2 separate regions of the Mus musculus genome follow, and region 1 is linked to region 2. A link is a loop called in an ENCODE intact Hi-C map of the cell type or tissue named here. Cell type or tissue: gastrocnemius. All regions are shown on one strand. Links, peaks and the distances in the headings refer to the core of each region. The heading gives the core; the rest is flanking DNA.

The links. A loop is a pair of places that touch in the nucleus more often than their neighbours do. Peaks named below come from ENCODE experiments on the same cell type or tissue, not always from the same donor. Only the 100,000 strongest peaks of a DNase experiment are listed, where the experiment ranks them.
Region 1: a loop joins it to region 2, with 18 times the contacts of the local background. A loop is called at or near these places in 1 of 42 quality-filtered maps.

Annotation. Positions count from the first base shown.
Region 1 is chr15:80,607,538-80,615,515 of GRCm38, forward strand. The region is part of intron 1 of Grap2 (GRB2-related adaptor protein 2); the gene reads left to right. Among named protein-coding and RNA genes, the nearest start is that of Mir6957, 35 kb to the right of the region's middle. In gastrocnemius, for the core only: no CTCF peak of the experiment used is centred there; no DNase peak of the experiment used is centred there.
Region 2 is chr15:80,300,068-80,308,045 of GRCm38, forward strand. The region is part of intron 2 of Cacna1i (calcium channel, voltage-dependent, alpha 1I subunit); the gene reads left to right. Among named protein-coding and RNA genes, the nearest start is that of Gm31319, 14 kb to the left of the region's middle. In gastrocnemius, for the core only: no CTCF peak of the experiment used is centred there; DNase peaks (open chromatin) are centred at 4,472 and 6,353.

The sequences.
Region 1 (7,978 bases), core at 1,895-6,894, 310 kb after region 2:
AGAAAGGATGAGGTGTCATCAGACATTCAGGGAGTGTTTGTCACCAGGACTACATACATGGGCGACACAGGCAAATGTCAACCTGGTGGCTACGTGATGGGATTACTAATGATTTCCTGGGGCTGGTGCCCAGGAATTCTGTGCAAATGCCAAAGAGGAAAGCATGTGACAAGTTACAGGTATGAGAAAGTGGGTAGTGATTCTGAAATAAGGATATGAAATGCCAGAATAATCACAAGGAAGCATCGGAATACCGAAGAGGGTCTGGAGCATCCCTGCTCTGCCTCACGATGGGTTGGAATCCCAACACATAAAACCTACCAATAACGGCTAAAGCTTGACTCGGACCCACAAGTATTAAAAGTAGCAAATCACCCATGGTGGAGATGTGACCACCTTCTGCTGCGGCTCATAGGGTGAATGAATGAGGATACAGACCTCTGCATCCAACCCTCCTCTCACACCTGGAGATTGGCTCAGTGTCAGCCCATGTGCCTGGCATGCACAAGGCCCTGATCTCTGTTCCAAGAAGGCAGAAAATTTTATAAGAATTCTACAGACTTCCTTTCTGCAGCTGCCTGGTCTGATTGCTAGCATTCGGCCCAGGCTTCAGGGGCGGATGTTGTATAAGGTGAGAAGAGCCTGGAAAAAAGGGGCTGAGAGAGAGGAGGAGCAAAGGGCCCCCCCCATGCTCAGCAGGACTCCCTGCTGCCACTTAAGAGATGACTGTGGAGTGGGTAAACATTCGCAACATGTGCATACTAACCACTTACTTATCTGAAATGGAAGTTTAATTGAACACTTTGTGTTTTACCTGGCAACCTGGCTGAAGAAGCTGCATTTCCACACTCTTACCTCATTAGCTGCTGAGAAAAATAAATATGTTAATGCGTTAAAGGTCCCAACACCCAATGCTCCTTGCTCTGTGCCAGTTACCTCGAGGAATGGTAAAGATAAACATTTCACTTCATCAAACCAAAACACTATGAAGATGGCATTATTAGTCCTGTCATTTTCTTTCCTATGTATGTATACATCTATCTATCTATCTATCTATCTATCTATCTATCTATCTATCTATCAATCATGTATATATGTGTGTGTGTATGTTTTTCGAGATGGGTTTCTCTTTGTAGTCTAGTTCTCAATATCCTGGAACTCTCTCTGTCACCTAGGCTAGCTTAAACTCACAGAGATCCTCCTGCCTCAGCCTCCCGAGTGCTGGGACTAAAGGCGTCTGCTTCTTTCCCATCCTTACACTGTAGCCCATTCTGGGTGGAACTCACGGCAATCCTACCAAGGATTCTCAAATGCTGGGTATGACAGATGTGAGCCACCATTCTGGCTTTATCCACATCTTTCAGACAAACTTCTAGGCTCCGTGGCACAAACTTGTAACCCACGTGTTGAGAAGCAAAGTCAGGAGGAGGACTGTGAATGTGAAGTCAGCTCGGGCTACACAGGACAGAAGGAGCCGAGGCTTAGTGTGCTTGGATAACTTTCTTAGGGTCACATTGCCCAGAGAGTTTGTGGAAGAGGCCAGGTTTATGCAGTCTCAGGCAAGGAATAGACACACCAAGTCTCAAAGAAGAATCAGAGAGAGTGAGGTTATTCAGCGTGACAGAGCAGGCCCCAGTAAGACAGTTGGGTTGATCTTAGACTAGGAATTTTTTTTTTTTTTTTTTTTTTTTTTTGGTTTTTCGATACAGGGTTTCTCTGTGTAGCCCTGGCTGTCCTGGAACTCACTCTGTAGACCAGGCTGGCCTCGAACTCAGAAATTCACCTGCCTCTGCCTTGAGTGCTGGGATTAAAGGCTTGTGCTACCACCACTTGAATAGAAAATTAACTCTTGCCAGGCATGGTGGCCCACGCCTTTAATCCCAGCACTCAAGGCAGAGGCAGGTGAATTTCTGAGTTCGAGGCCAGCCTGGTCTACAGAGTGAGTTCCAGGACAGCCAGGATTACACAGAGAAACCCTGTCTCGAAAAAACCAAAAAAGAAAGAAAGAAAGAAAGAAAGAAAGAAAGAAAGAAAGAAAGAAAGAAAGAAAGAAAGAGAGAAAGAAAGAAAGAGAGGAAAAGAAAAAAAGAAAAAGAAAAAAAGAAAATGAACTCTTAACTTTAGACAGACACATCCATGCCAGGATTTACAGCTTAATTAGAAGAGGAATGATTGGACTTTAGCTGACATAGTCTGAGGCTGGGACCCTTGTACAGTGAGCAACCTGCACATCTATACATTGTGGTATGAGCCAAACAGCAGAAGGGTGTTGACACAGAGGCTACTGGGTACCTGGGGTGTCTGGAGAACAAGAAGCCACTTTGCCAAGACATGTTTGCTTCAGGTAGTTGGAATTCTGAAGTCAATTTTGAGAAACAGGTTGAGGGCAGGGGCGGGGGAAAGCAGGAGACTGCTGAAGGCCTGACAAGATGATGAGAGAGGCTTGGGTGGCTAAGAGAAGTCATGTGATGATGTGACAGGGACTGATTCTGAATGGGAAAACAATCCTCAGAAAGCACGCATCAGAAAGTGTCAGCCCACAAAGGTCTCCGGTCCCTCTGGCCGGAAGTGTGAGATGTGGGAAGATGGAAGGCCACAGCAGCCCTCTCAGATACAAGAAAAGTAAACTGAGTGATTTGCAAAGGGGCACGAGGACAGGGAGACAAAGCAGGAGGAGAGAAAACAGACAAGAAAGCCCATGAGTACCGGCCACTCTCCCAAAGTGTGGCGTAAAAGAGCTGGCACTATGGACGTGAGTGCCAATGGCGTATACAGAAAGGGTCATAGGCATGGTCTGCTTGGACTTTGGTATTGGATTTTGTATTTGTTACAGATTCTAGAGGAAAAAAATAATAACAAGGTCGTAAATGCTTCATTTAGGAGGCAGTGAAGGACGAGGAGTTAGTTAGAGGGCTTATCTAGCATATCCCCTGGGGTTCAGCCTCAGCACCACATACAATTGGGTGTGGTCCACAAGAACACAGCCCACAGAATCATCTAAGCAGAGCTCATAGGGGCTCACAGAGACTGAAGCAACAACCACAGAGTCTGAGCTAGGTCTCCTGTATATATGCTGTGGTTGTGTAGTTTGGTGTTCCTGTGGGACTCCTAGCAATGGGAGTGGGGGTTAGCTCTGACTCTTTTGCCTGCTCCTGGGACTCTTTTTCTCACTGGGTTGCCTTGTCCAGCCTTAATTTGAGGGTTTGTGTGTAGTCTTATATAACATGTTATGCCGTGCTCTATTGATATTCCTGGGAGGCCTTCTCTTTTCTGAAGGGAAACAGGGAGAAGGGATCTGGAAGGAAGGGGAGGTTGGGGGACTGGGAGGGGTAGAGAGAAGGGATATTGCAGTCAGTAGGTTATTTAAAAAAATTAAACCAAGTGTGGTAGCATATGCCTCTAATGCTAACACTCAAGTGATAGAGACAGAAGGGTCAGAAGTTCAAGGTTTTCCTTGGCTACTCATGAGTTTGAGGCCATCCTGGGCTACCTGAGATCCTGTTAAAAAGAGAAGAAAGAGAGGGAGAGAGGAAAAGAGAGAAAGCTTATTCTATTGTGTTTATACTTGATAGTGAAATAATCTTGACTAATGGATCAACAGTAGGAGGCTTTAGGTAAAGGGGTGGGGCTCATAGATAGCTAGTTGACTGAGGTCACACAACTGGTTAAGGAAAGAGCCAGGACATGAATCCCACTGTGGCCAGCTCCAAAGGCCATATCCATTCATTATAGATCATGTCTATTTATCATAGAATAAAGACTCAATGTCCCTTGGTTCACTTAAGAAGAAAGAGTCGGGCTTTGGAAGATGGCACAAGGACATGAGTTCAAGCCTCAGGACCTGCATTTAAAAGTCAAGTGTGGTTGTGTGTGCCTGTGATCACAATACAGAGGAATTAGAGATAGGCAGAACCTTGGGCTCGCTGATCATACAGCGTACCTAACAGGTGTGCTCTGGCCCAGGGAAAGGCTATCTCATAAAATGAGGTGTAAGGGAAGAAAAGGAAGAAGAGAAGGAAGAAAAATCAAAACGCCTGCAGGCCAACCAGACTGGCAGCTGGCCAAAGGAACAGAGGCAAACAGAATAAAATATTCAGGGCCACGTGAAGCCCTGTGCTGTGGTTCAGAACTCCCACATTAGAAGGGGCCTAGCGTCACCATCTTCCTGTCTAACACACCTGCACCCTTAGAGTATTTTAGCTCCTGAACAGCCAGCAGCAATGTATAACACAATTACCAAATGCGAGCAGCAGAGAAAGTAATTGGATCATCCTATTTCGCCCAACCCTGCTCAGGCCACATCCTGAATACTAAGCTCAAGTTCAGTGACATATTCTAGAGCTAGAGGAGGACTGAGGTGAGGCCTTTGGACCTTGACCAGGAGATCAAGGACAGGTGATGAAAGACTCTGGAACAGTCATATTTAGGAAAGAAAATCTGGGATTTATGGTGGTCTGGGTTGTTGTTGTTGTTGTTGTTGTTGTTGTTGTTGTTGTTGTTCTTCTTCTTCTTCTTCTTCTTCTTCTTCTTCCTTCTTCTTCTTCTTCTTCTTCTTCTTCTTCTTCCTTCTTCTTCTTCTTCTTCTTCTTCTTCTTCTTCTTCTTCTTCTTCTTCTTCTTCTCCTCCTCCTCCTCCTCCTCCTCCTCCTCCTCCTCCTCCTCCCCCCCTCCTCCTCCCCTTTTTCTTCTTTGAGCAATGTCTGGGATGAGGAGAGACATTTTTGTTCAATGTAACAGACATGCCAAGCAGTTTGCTTGCATTTTACAACCAAGCTGCTTCCCTTGCACCTACATGCCCGCTGAGGAGAAACCCAAATTGCTTTGTGAACTGCTGCCAACTTGGTGAGCCCAAAGTTGGGGGCCTTTCTTGATCAAAAGTGCCAAGACAAACGAAAGAGAGACCAGCTGGCTGTGGTGCTTACCTGTAATCGTGACACTGGGGAAATAAAGGCAGAAAATCGGGAGTTTGAGGCCAGCATTGACTTTGTATCCAGTATGAGACCCTGTATGGAGATAGATAGATAGATAGATAGATAGATAGATAGATAGATAGATAGATGGTAGATAGGTAGATAATAGATAGATAGATAGATGATAGATAGATAGATGATAGATAGATAGATAGATAGATAGATAGATAGATAGATAGATAGATGGATAGATAACCAAACTCATTCAAGGAAGGCCTACATTTTCCTAAAATGAGAAAATTCTAATTATTTACTTGACCAGCAAAATTCAAAATAATATCCCTTTAACTGGGTTTTTGCTTGTCTTGTTTTCTGATTTTTTTTTTGAGACAGAGACTCACTATGAATTCCAAGGCAATATCAAATTTGTGATTCTCCTGCCTCAGCCTCCAAAGTGTTGAGGATTATAAGCATGTACCACCACCAAGCCCAGTTAATACCATCCCTTTGATTGGCAACTTTTAGTGCTTTTACGGGGTGACTTGCTCTATGAAGCTGTCAGCACCTCTAGGGTTTCAGGAATAGACTTATGGACTGAAGGCAGGTAAGTGACTGTCTGAGTTAATGTTCGCTTCTGCAGGCTTGGAAACCAGTGAGCTGAAAAATGGCCAGCGTTCCAATGATAAACGGGGATTTGATGACACAAGGAAAAATGACAAAAAGATTAAGGTGGCTGTGATCACAGAGTCTTCTGGGCTACACGTGTGTGTGTTGATCAAACAAGAGTGACGAGAACCTCAGGCACGGATAGGGAGGGGAAAAAGAGGAGACCGACAGGGAGTGTGTTATGGGTATGAGCAATGTTACAGCCCCAGTGACCACAGAGCAAAAGATGGAGGGTTTTCAAACACATGATAAATACGACCAACTTTCAGAGCCCAGATCAATAAAAACAAATCTGAACTGGGCCGAAGGGAAGAGGAGGAGGAGCATGAAGGTCCCATAACGTCCTAGTGATTTATTTGAAGGAGAACCGTGACGTGCCCTGAATAGGAAATGGGAAGGAGGAAAAAGACTGGCTTCTGTAGAAATCTGTCTGACTGTCCCTTTCTTGCCCTTTACTTTCATCTCCCTCAGCCGCTCCCCGCACCCTTCTGACGGGGTTCACAAAACGCTTGTGGAGTCAGGGAGGTATTTGTAATGCTTCATTTCCACTCGGACTTGCCCGCAGCACGGTGTGTCCGTAGACAATTGCTATGGCTCTAGGAAACCGGAAGGATAACGGGGCAATCAGCCAGAGATGCATCAGCCTTTCTCCCATCATTTCTGTTGTTGCCCTAAAGCACAGGATTGCTGGGTCAGAAGTCAGCTTGACAGCCCAGTGGGGCTGTCAGGGACCTCTCTCTAGTAGGGCCGGTGATATCTTGGCATTTTGATGCTGTTGTTTCGAGGTTTGCATGGTGTTGTTTTAATAAAACAACAGGAGAATTTTTAAAACATACATTCTAAATATAGCCATGGTAAGTGACTAGTGTTTAAAAGAGAGCGTGAACTTGAAAACCCTTGAATGTGTTGCAGGGGGTGGGCGGGAGAGAGGGGGAGGGGAGAAGGCGGAGGGAGGAGGAAGTGGGGGGGCTGCAGTTTGTGTGAAGTGACACACGGTTCCCATTTCTAAAATTGCCTTTGAGCCCACGATTGCCCACTCTGAGGTCAGCCAGTTTATTGCAGTCATTGCCTCTTTGACCAAGAAGTAATGGGCTTGAATTTCCATGGTATGTGGGAATTGCTGCTGTCAATTTCTTAGCTGACAGCCAGCCACCCAGGAAGGTTCAGTAGGCCTAAGCTAGTTAGCAATTATCCTGACCTGGTGGGAGGAAGGCCCATGATTTTGCTAGTACCAATGGAGGCCAAGAAACCAAGCAGAGCAAGCACATAGCCTTAGGAAACATCAGACACTCACTCTCATATCTTGCTTCTTTCTCCCATGTCCAGTCACCAATAACAGCAATAAATGCTGAGCTCTAGAGGTAGCCCAATGGTAGAGAGCTTGCCTAGCGTGCCTGTGAAGCAGTAGGTTCGATTCCCAGTTCTGCTCCACCCCCAAAATTACAATGAGTGCCCACTGGTAAAACCCTTGCCACATCCTAGATCACAAGCACGCAAGGGCCGCTTGGTCTTGGCGGGTTCTTGTCTCTAGGCGTTGGTGAAACTTGGGTGGTATGTTCCCTCCCCCAGCTGCCCCCCAGCTTCCTGTTCTAAGCCAGCCACACCATGATCTCGCCCTGGGTGTTTGGGCAGAGTGTAGAAGCCAAATCAGTTTCCTCCTTTCTCCTTGGCAAGTCAACCTTCTCCTCCTACCTAGTGAGTGGTCTCCATCCCACGCCACGGCTATATCTTTGGCTAACACCACAGCCAAGGCTCATGGCCAGGAGAAAGAAGTTAGCACCTGCCCAGGGGAAGTGAGGGGAGATGGAGGCTTCAAACGAGAAAAAAGGAGCATATGCTTGGTGGATTTACACTTTTAAAAGCAGTTTTGACATTTGTTTTTCTCTACAAGAAATGTTGGTAGAATACTCCGATGCCAAAACGCTTTGGGGAAAAGACACTATGAAGGCAAATGCCAGAGCTGAACGGGGCTTTCTGCACTCGCTTTCCCTGGGAGGTGGCAAGTGAGGACGTCATCTGAATTCTCAGAGGGGAAACTGAGGCATAGAGAACTAAGAGTCCTCAGCTGCCCAAGTAAGCAACAGGGGTTTAAAGGCAGGTTTGCCCCGCCCCTCCCCTCCCCGACCTCACCCCACCCCTCCTCTGTGAGCTTCCCTTCTTCTGAGGCAGCCTCGCCTGACAGTTTGACAGGTTAAAAAAAAAAAAAAGGGGGTGGGGTGGGGGTGGGAGTTGTCTGAGTTTAATAGAACATGTGTGTTAGGGTTAAGGGAAAAAAAAGCAAAAGGGTATTTTTCTTCGATAAAGTTTGGGGGTGAATGACACAATATGTTATAAGCACAAAAAAAAAAAATAGTTGATTATATAAGCCAGGCAGAGGGGATTACAGAGAGGGCGTGTGATGAG
Region 2 (7,978 bases), core at 2,061-7,060:
TGTCTGAGAAGTTGACAAGAGCCATGGTGGAGCCTAGGCCTGCTGCTAACCCTAGCTGAGGGCCTAGGTGATGATTGTCCTGTATCCTCTGAGCTCTTAGAAATCAGTGGGGGGTTTTTACTAGAGGGAGTGGACCCAGAGGATGCCCTTGGCTATGAGAACATGACTATTCATGAGAGATAGCTCAAGGGATTTTGGGTATGGCATGCTCTGAAATTTCTCCTTCTCCTTCTCCTTCTCCTTCTCCTTCTCCTTCTCCTTCTCCTTCTCCTTCTCCTTCTCCTTCTCCTTCTCCTTCTCCTCCCCCTCCTCCTCCCCCTCCTCCTCCTCCTTCTGCTCCTCCTCCTCCTCCTGCTCCTGCTCCTGCTCCTGCTCCTGCCCCTCCTCCTTCTTCTTATCTTTGTCTCTGACCATTTTCACCCCTTTGGGATTTTTGAGATAGGGTCTCTCTACATAGCCCTGACTGTTCTGGAATTTATTATGTAGACCAGGCTAGACTCGAACTCACAGAGATCCACTTGTCTCTGCTTCCTGAGTCCTGGGGTTAAAGTTGTATGTCACCATGCTCACCTCTGCTATGTAATTTCATTCACTGACACTTTGATATTTTCTCTGGGGGACCCAGAGGGAGACAAGACTGTCCCAAGGAGCAGGAACTCCACGTGAACAATTTTAACAAAGCATTGAAGGAAACTTAAGGGGATGCAGCATGTGAGCATATGGGGTCCAGGCTAAAGAAGAGGTGACTGCAGGAGGTTCTTCCCTCCCTCCCTCCCTCCCTCCCTCCCTCCCTCCCTCCCTCCCTCCCTCCCTCCCTCCTTCCCTTCCTCCCTCCCTCCTTCCCTTCCTTTTTTTGAAGAAAAATATTTATTTATTTATTTATTTATGTATATGAGTACACTGTAGCTGTCTTCACACACACCAGAAGAGGATACCGGATCCCATTACAGATGGTTGTGAGCCACCACGTGGTTGTTGGGATCTGAACTCAGGACCTCTAGAAGAGCAGTCAGTACCCTTAACTGCTAAGCCATCTCTCTAGCCTCTCCTTTCTTTCTTTTAAAGACAAGGTCTCTATGTAGCCCTGGCTGTCCTTGAACTCACTATATAGATCAGTCTGGTCCCAGTACTGGGATCAAAAATGTATACCACGATGCCTGGTTGGTATTTGAGGTTGTCCAGGAAGAGAAGGCTAGAGGACCAGGGAGACAGCAGGACAAGGCCAGACGGCTATCTTGGCAGGTGACAGGATGCTGTATGACATTGAGTAAGTCACTGGGCCTCTCTGGGCTTCTATTGGTAGGCTGGTCACCATGGCTCTGGCCCTTGGAACACCTTGGCTCAGAGTCTGATTCTGATAGGCTAATTCCGGTAGGGTTGACTAGGCTGACATGGCAATGCTGTCTCAAGTGCCATGTAGGAGGTGGCCCGTGAGCGTCCTTTGTGTCAGCCCTTTTCTCTGACCCCTAGGGCCTCTGGAGAGGAGGGACTGGTGGGAAGTCCACCTTCCAGCTTTGGCTTCCAGTGTTGGGAGCCAGGCCAACCATGCTCAGCCGGTGGGACAGTGCCTACTGGAACTCAGGCTGTCACCTAACTAGACTGGGCAGGTAACATTGCTGACCTGTTGGGTAAATAGGCCCTCCAGCCACTCTGCCCAGTGACTTCACCCTCCCTGTCTCCTCTGCTCACTGAGTCCAGTTTGAGTAGGACACAACGGGGCTGGCTCAGGAGGAGGGAAGGGGCCTGTGGTAGATCTGAGTGAAGGTGACTGGAAAGATGGCTCAGCACTTAACAGTGTGTATTCTCTTCAGAGGACCCACGGCAGCTCACAGCCACTTCCAGCTCTTCCTGGCTAGATTTTTTTGTCAACTTCACACAAGCTAGCATTTGGGAAGGAGGGGACTCAACTGAGAAAAAAACCTCCATCCAGATTGCCTGTACACAAGCCTGTGGGGGCTTTTTCTTTTCTTCTTCTTCTCCTCTCCTTTATCCTTCTTTCCTTCCTTCCTTTTTTCTTTTGTTTTGAGACAGGGTTTCTATGTGTAGCTCTGCCTATCCTGAAACTTACTCTATAGAGCAGGCTGGCCTTGAACTCAGAGAGCCACCTGCTTCTACTAACTGAGTGCTGGGATTAGAGGTGTGAGGCACTACGCCTGGCTGGCATTTTCTTTTTTTCTTTTCTTTTTCTTTTTGGTTTTTCGAGACAGGGTTTCTCTGTGTAGCCCTGGTTATCCTGGAACTCACTCTGTAGACCAGGTTGGCCTCGAACTTAGAAATCCGCCTGCCTCTGCCTCCCGCGTGCTGGGATTAAAGGCATGCGCCACCACGCCCGGCTGGCATTTTCTTGATTAATGGTTGATGTCAGTGAGCCCAGCCCATAGGGGGTGATGTCATCCTTGGCAGGTGGTCCTGAGTTGTATAAGTCAGCCCTCTTCTCTTCCCTCCATCCTCCATCTTCACCCTTTCTCCATCCTCCTCTCCACCTTGCTTCCTCTTCAACCCCCTTCCCTTCCTTACTTCAACCTTCTTCCACCTTCTGTTCCCCTCTTTCCTTCCTCCTCCTCCATCTTCCATCCTTCCACCCCCATCTCCCACCTCCTCTAGCATCTGCTTTCTACATCTTCTCTCCTCCAACTTCCTTCCACTTCTCCATCCTCTTTCCTCCACAATCCATCCTCCCCTTCCTTCTTCCCGCCCTCCCTCCTTTCCTCTTTCCTCCTCTTCCTTGGGAGAGTCTCCTCAACCCTTACCGTCTGCTGCTGTCAGTGGTAGCATCTGCTGTTCTGTGCTGGGGTGGGGACACTTCAGATCACAGCTGGGGTCACAACTGGGTGGTGTCAAAGCAGAGTGAGGTCAGGGATTCCCATGCTCAGAGACAATTAGTCTAGAAGCTTCAACTGGGTCTAAGAGTTTACAGGTAGGATTTAAGGCTAGGCGACAGGATAGCTGGACACTTCAAGAATCCATATTTTGAAAGATTTATGTTCCAGATGTGTGAACTTGGCAGCTGGGATGTTGCCTGTCTGTGGTCCAGGGACCTGGGACTTTGGGCTGTGATCACAGAGCTGAGGCTGAAGTTTCCTAGTAGACTGGGTGGGTGGGAGCCAGGAGATTGCTGTTATCAACGGGGGACTCTGCCTGCGGGACTTGGGGGACCTCAGAGTAGGTGTCAAGTGCTTAGAGACAGCCTCTCTTGGAGAGTTGGTTTTTATTGGCTGTCGAGGATCTGATATGCTTTCCTAGTTGGAAACATCTCCCTCCCACAGTCGGTGGGGTTAGACAGTGTCAGGCGGTGTCTAACCTAGTCCTCTTCAGCGGGAGGAAATTAGGGTAGTGTTTAAAGTGGTGCTCCTTATTGGGTATGTAGTACTGAACTTAGTTCTCCTTGGTGGGAGGGCACTTGGCAGGGGATGTTTAACCTAGCCCTCATCAGTGCTAATCTAACCCTCCCCCTTAACAGCCCTGCTTGGATTTCAGGCTCTGAGGGTCTGGACAGTGTTGCTTATTTGGGATGTTGGTTATTCCTGACCTTGGGCAGGAAATGCTGGTCTGTCCCTTGGTTACCGTGACTACAAAATATAACCCTTTGCATGTGTCATCTTTGCAGATGGTGGCTCACCTCCCCACTAAAAATCGAACATGAGGGTGAAGGCCTGCAGTGTCAGGTCAGGCAGGTGGGAACTACTCCCTCATAACCAGTCCCAGGCAGGGCAGGGCAAGGGGGCCAGCCCCCGACAGTCCATCCCGAGCACACATCCCTGGCTCCTGGAGCCCTGGCCCAGGGTTCTCTGGACCTGGGCGCTCCTGATTCAGCTTCTTACGCAGCTTAGAGCAAGCAAGGCCTGAGTCACTCACTGTCTGACTCACAGTGAGCCACCAGGTGGTGGGGACCCTCGTAGGCGGGGATCCCGCTCACCCGAGCGTCAGCCCACTCCCTGCCTGGACCGGGCCTGGACCACTTGCTAGCAACTGGGAGGCCTCTGGGTTTGTGATGCCAGGAGAAAGACTGGGCCATTTGGCTCACGGGGAGAGAGGTTTGGCTTGTGGAAGTCGCTGGCTACCTGAGTCACACAGTCTGGGACTGGTTCTCCTGCTCATTGCCGGGCAACCGTGGCCAGTGTCATAACCCCTTCGGTTCCCCTGTGGGTAGTGTCCCCTTCACTACTGAAGGCCAGAGTCAGAGGGGAGGGGGATGTAGCAGTGGCGTGCCACAAATGGGAAGGGCTGATGTTGAGAGTCTCGGGGTGAACGGGCTCTCATGCGTGCACGCACGGCTCTGTGAACACTTTGCCTGCAGGAGATTCAATAAGATGCCAGGCGACAGGTCCTTTAGATGGAACATCACACCTTCAGAGGACATTGTTCCCAGGGAAAATCTGATTCAGTCTCTGTGATTCACACGAATCAGCGTGAGTCTGGCTGCTCATGGCCCAGCCAATGGCAGGGCAGACACTAATTGACCACGGCATCGGCCACCTGCCCCCCTCCCCAAGCCATGACAAATAGGGGTGCCCCTGTTTTACCCCTACTGGACTTTCAAAGCCCCTCTTAGGGATAAGTGATTACATCTGCTTACCTTCATTGCCTGTTCTGGAAACCCACATTTTCATCTCTGCGATAGGGCCATGACAGGATTAGAGTTGGTTCCTGCCAGGCCTCCAGTGTATATCCATATGCCATTGGCTGGCTGCAGGGTTCTATCTGCAGCATTACCTTCAGCCATTCTAGTCATCCTTGGAGACAGGTGTCTTCATAACCCCATTTTACAGATGAGGACAATGAGGCTCCGAGACGTTGAGTTACTTTTATCCAGTCAGGTTACATAGCCAATAGGGAGCAAAGCTGGCACGAACCTGCCACTTCTGTTACCCTCTCCTTCTGCGCCCACCCCCCAGCTTTATCCAGAACTCCCAGATAAAGAACTGCCTGAACCCAGTTCTCCACATCCTGCCTTGGGGGCCAGAGTTTGCTTGGCAGTTCCAGGCAGTAGGGTAGATCAACGTTCCCCAGGTTCTTGGTGTATATCCTCAGAAACTTTCTGGCTGTGGCTAGCTGGGTATCCCATTGAGGCTGGAGGCCCCTCCCCTTCCTGTGTGCTCCTGGGCCAGTGACAGCTAGTACAGAGGAGAGCAAGCACAGTGAGGAAGGAGAGGCAGAGAAGGCCTCATCTTTACTTGGGCTCAGGCAGACAACACCATTGCTAGGTGACCTCGGATAAGTCCCCTCCCTCTGAGACCATTCGATCTCTTCCTGCTGGGGCTGATGAAGTGGCCAGTGGCCGGCTCTGGTTTTTGCCCTGGTTGAGATGGCCCATCTCTGGGTAGGAATGGGGCAGGTTTTGCTGTGGTCACAGCACAGCCCTGGAGGCTTATGCTGCTTATGAGAGAGAGACTCAGAGTATCTATCCATTGAGTATGGGAATGATGGGGCCAAGGTCAGCCACTGAGTGCCAGGTGTCTTGGGTCACACAGTGTCTCGGGTCATGTTGTGGCTCTAGTAGCGAGAACCATGAGACCTACCAGAAGAAGGTGCTTGGGGACCTTGGTGACAAGCAACAGATCCTAGAGTGTGTTTCGGGGTCTAGAGGGTGGGGGGATGGTGGGGATGCTGCAGCCTTTGGTGCTGGTGTTGGGCACAGGTGACTCTGAGGTGATGCCACGGTGTCTGAATCTTGGTGTCTGACTGAAGGGAGACCTGAGCTTGGCTCGATGCCTGAGTGGTCTTGGGTGAGACCCTCCCTTCTCTTGCCGAGCCTCTGCTTGTGTGCCTGTGTAATGGGGCCATGGTGGGGAACACTGGGATGGAATGAGAGTTCCAGGGCCAGCAAACTGCTGAGTGCTGAGTTTTGCTGTACACATCCTGGAGAGGCTGGGAGAGCTCACAGGGCCTGCAGCAGCTGGCTAGCTGAGTACTGGTCTATGATGATGGGCTCAGGAACCCAGGGGAGACAGGTGGGAAGTCTGCTGCTCCAGGGTAAGAGAGAGCATAGTGTGTTTGTGTGTGTGTGTGTGTGTGTGTGTGGCTGGGGCACAGGGTGGGATGGAGACCTAGGAGAGAGTGTGATTTCGTTCAAGGCTACCTGTTGAATGTGAAGAGGTGGCACCTCTTACATATAATTATTATATACTATATATTATAACGTATTATATAGTACAAGCAGGCTGCTTAGTTAGAGCTCAGCACCATGGACCCTCTGTCCAGACTTCCTGGCTCAGCTCCTTCTGAGTAGGAGGGGCTCCCTAAAGGGAGCTGTCCCCTCCTCCTCCAGTCCTGGCCTAATGGGACAGTCCAGACGGTGGCGGGTACTGCTGGGAAGAGCAACACATGCCCGGGAAATTGTCCGTTTCCTCCATCTGGTGTGGAGAAAGTTGTTTTTCTCAGAGATAAAAGTCAGAGTCAAGTACCATCCCCCAAGATGCGACTGGAGGTTGGAGCAGAGGCTGCACGCCAACTGGTGGTCATCAGGGTTCCGAGAGCCTGTTAGAGGAGCCTGACTAGGCTAGGGAGATCCTGGCCCCACTGGGCAGCCTCAGGGTCTGTTTTGGAGAGAGATCTGTGATTTGAGAACTGCTGGTGTGGAGGCTGCCTGTGATGGAGTCCTGGGGTACTGGTGAAGCTTAACTGCAGGAAGGGGTTTTTCCCACTGGGTCTTGCTACATGAGTAGGAGTTTTCCGAACTGTTGAAGTAGTGTGTTCCTGATAGAGGAATAGTGGGAATTTGTGGGACAGGGGCTGGAGAGCAAGGTCTGACATACCAGGGCAGGGCCTGTGCTTGTCACACTGGAAGGTGGGGTTGGGGGGTGACAGGTGACCAGCAGGGATGGACCACGGGCATGCCCACTTTTCCTTGTCTTTCTTTTAATTATTAGTTAATGTATTTGATATGTGTGTGCACGCGCACATGTGCATGTGCCCTGGCATGTGTGTGGAGGGCTTCTGAGGGAGAAACGGAGCCTGCAGCCAGCCAGGAGGTTCCTGCAGTGACATTGCTTGACCGCATCGGTTGTTCATCCCATGAGATTGGAACTTGCTGGCTCGGAATGGAGCTGCCCCATGGCCACCAGGCAAGTCCAGGCACTCAGGGTATCTATAGAGCTGCTGGTCAAATGTAAGAGACAACCGAGTCCCAGCCCGTTTGAAGCAGAGTAGAGGGAGATCTGGGAAGAGGAATCCTGGGGCAAAGGGATGGGGTCATGAGGTCAGCTCCTCCTGACTTAGGAGCCCAGCAGAGTCTCACTGTGTGGAACAGGAGGAGGCCGGGATGCTGTTGCTATGTAGGACCACCCAGCCTGGAGGTGAGGGTGACAGGAGGTGACAAGGGGCGGCACACATGAACATGCTGTGGACTGGCTAGGGACTTGAAGGTGATTGGATTCTAGTTTGCGCTTAGGTTCTGTCTGGGAGCCTCTAAGCTGACTCTGACCTGCCGTCTATCCTCAGACCATCAGGGTTCTGTCGGGAGACAAATGGCTTCATTTGTTTTCCCTCAGGGAGGAATCAATAGTCTTTTTAATCAGTCAGAATGCCTTCTGCTAATCCCCCTTCAAGTTGCTGAGGGGGCAGCCTGTCTTTTGCAGCGCCATTGTGATGGCTAGGAGCTGTGTGGTACTAGGCGGACACCTTAACCTCTCTGGGCTTGGTGTCTGTGTAGGGGTGAAGCTGCAGTGGGAGAGGTTCCTAGACCTACCCGGATCACTGGTGGTGATGAGACCTGATTGTCTGTCCTACAGGTCATGTCTGCTTTCTGGAGGGTACAAGTATGGTGACCCTGAGGGCAAATAACTCTTTCTCTGGGCACCAGTTTCCGGACCCATACAATTGGGAGCTGGAGATTGTTCTCAGGCTAATTTTGCCCACAGGGGACATTTGACAATGTCTGGAGGCACACCTCCTCCCATGCATACAGCAGCCCATTTGGAGAACTGCCTGCCCCCAGATCACTGGGGTGAGGGTAGGAAGCCCAGGTCTTGGTGGGGGG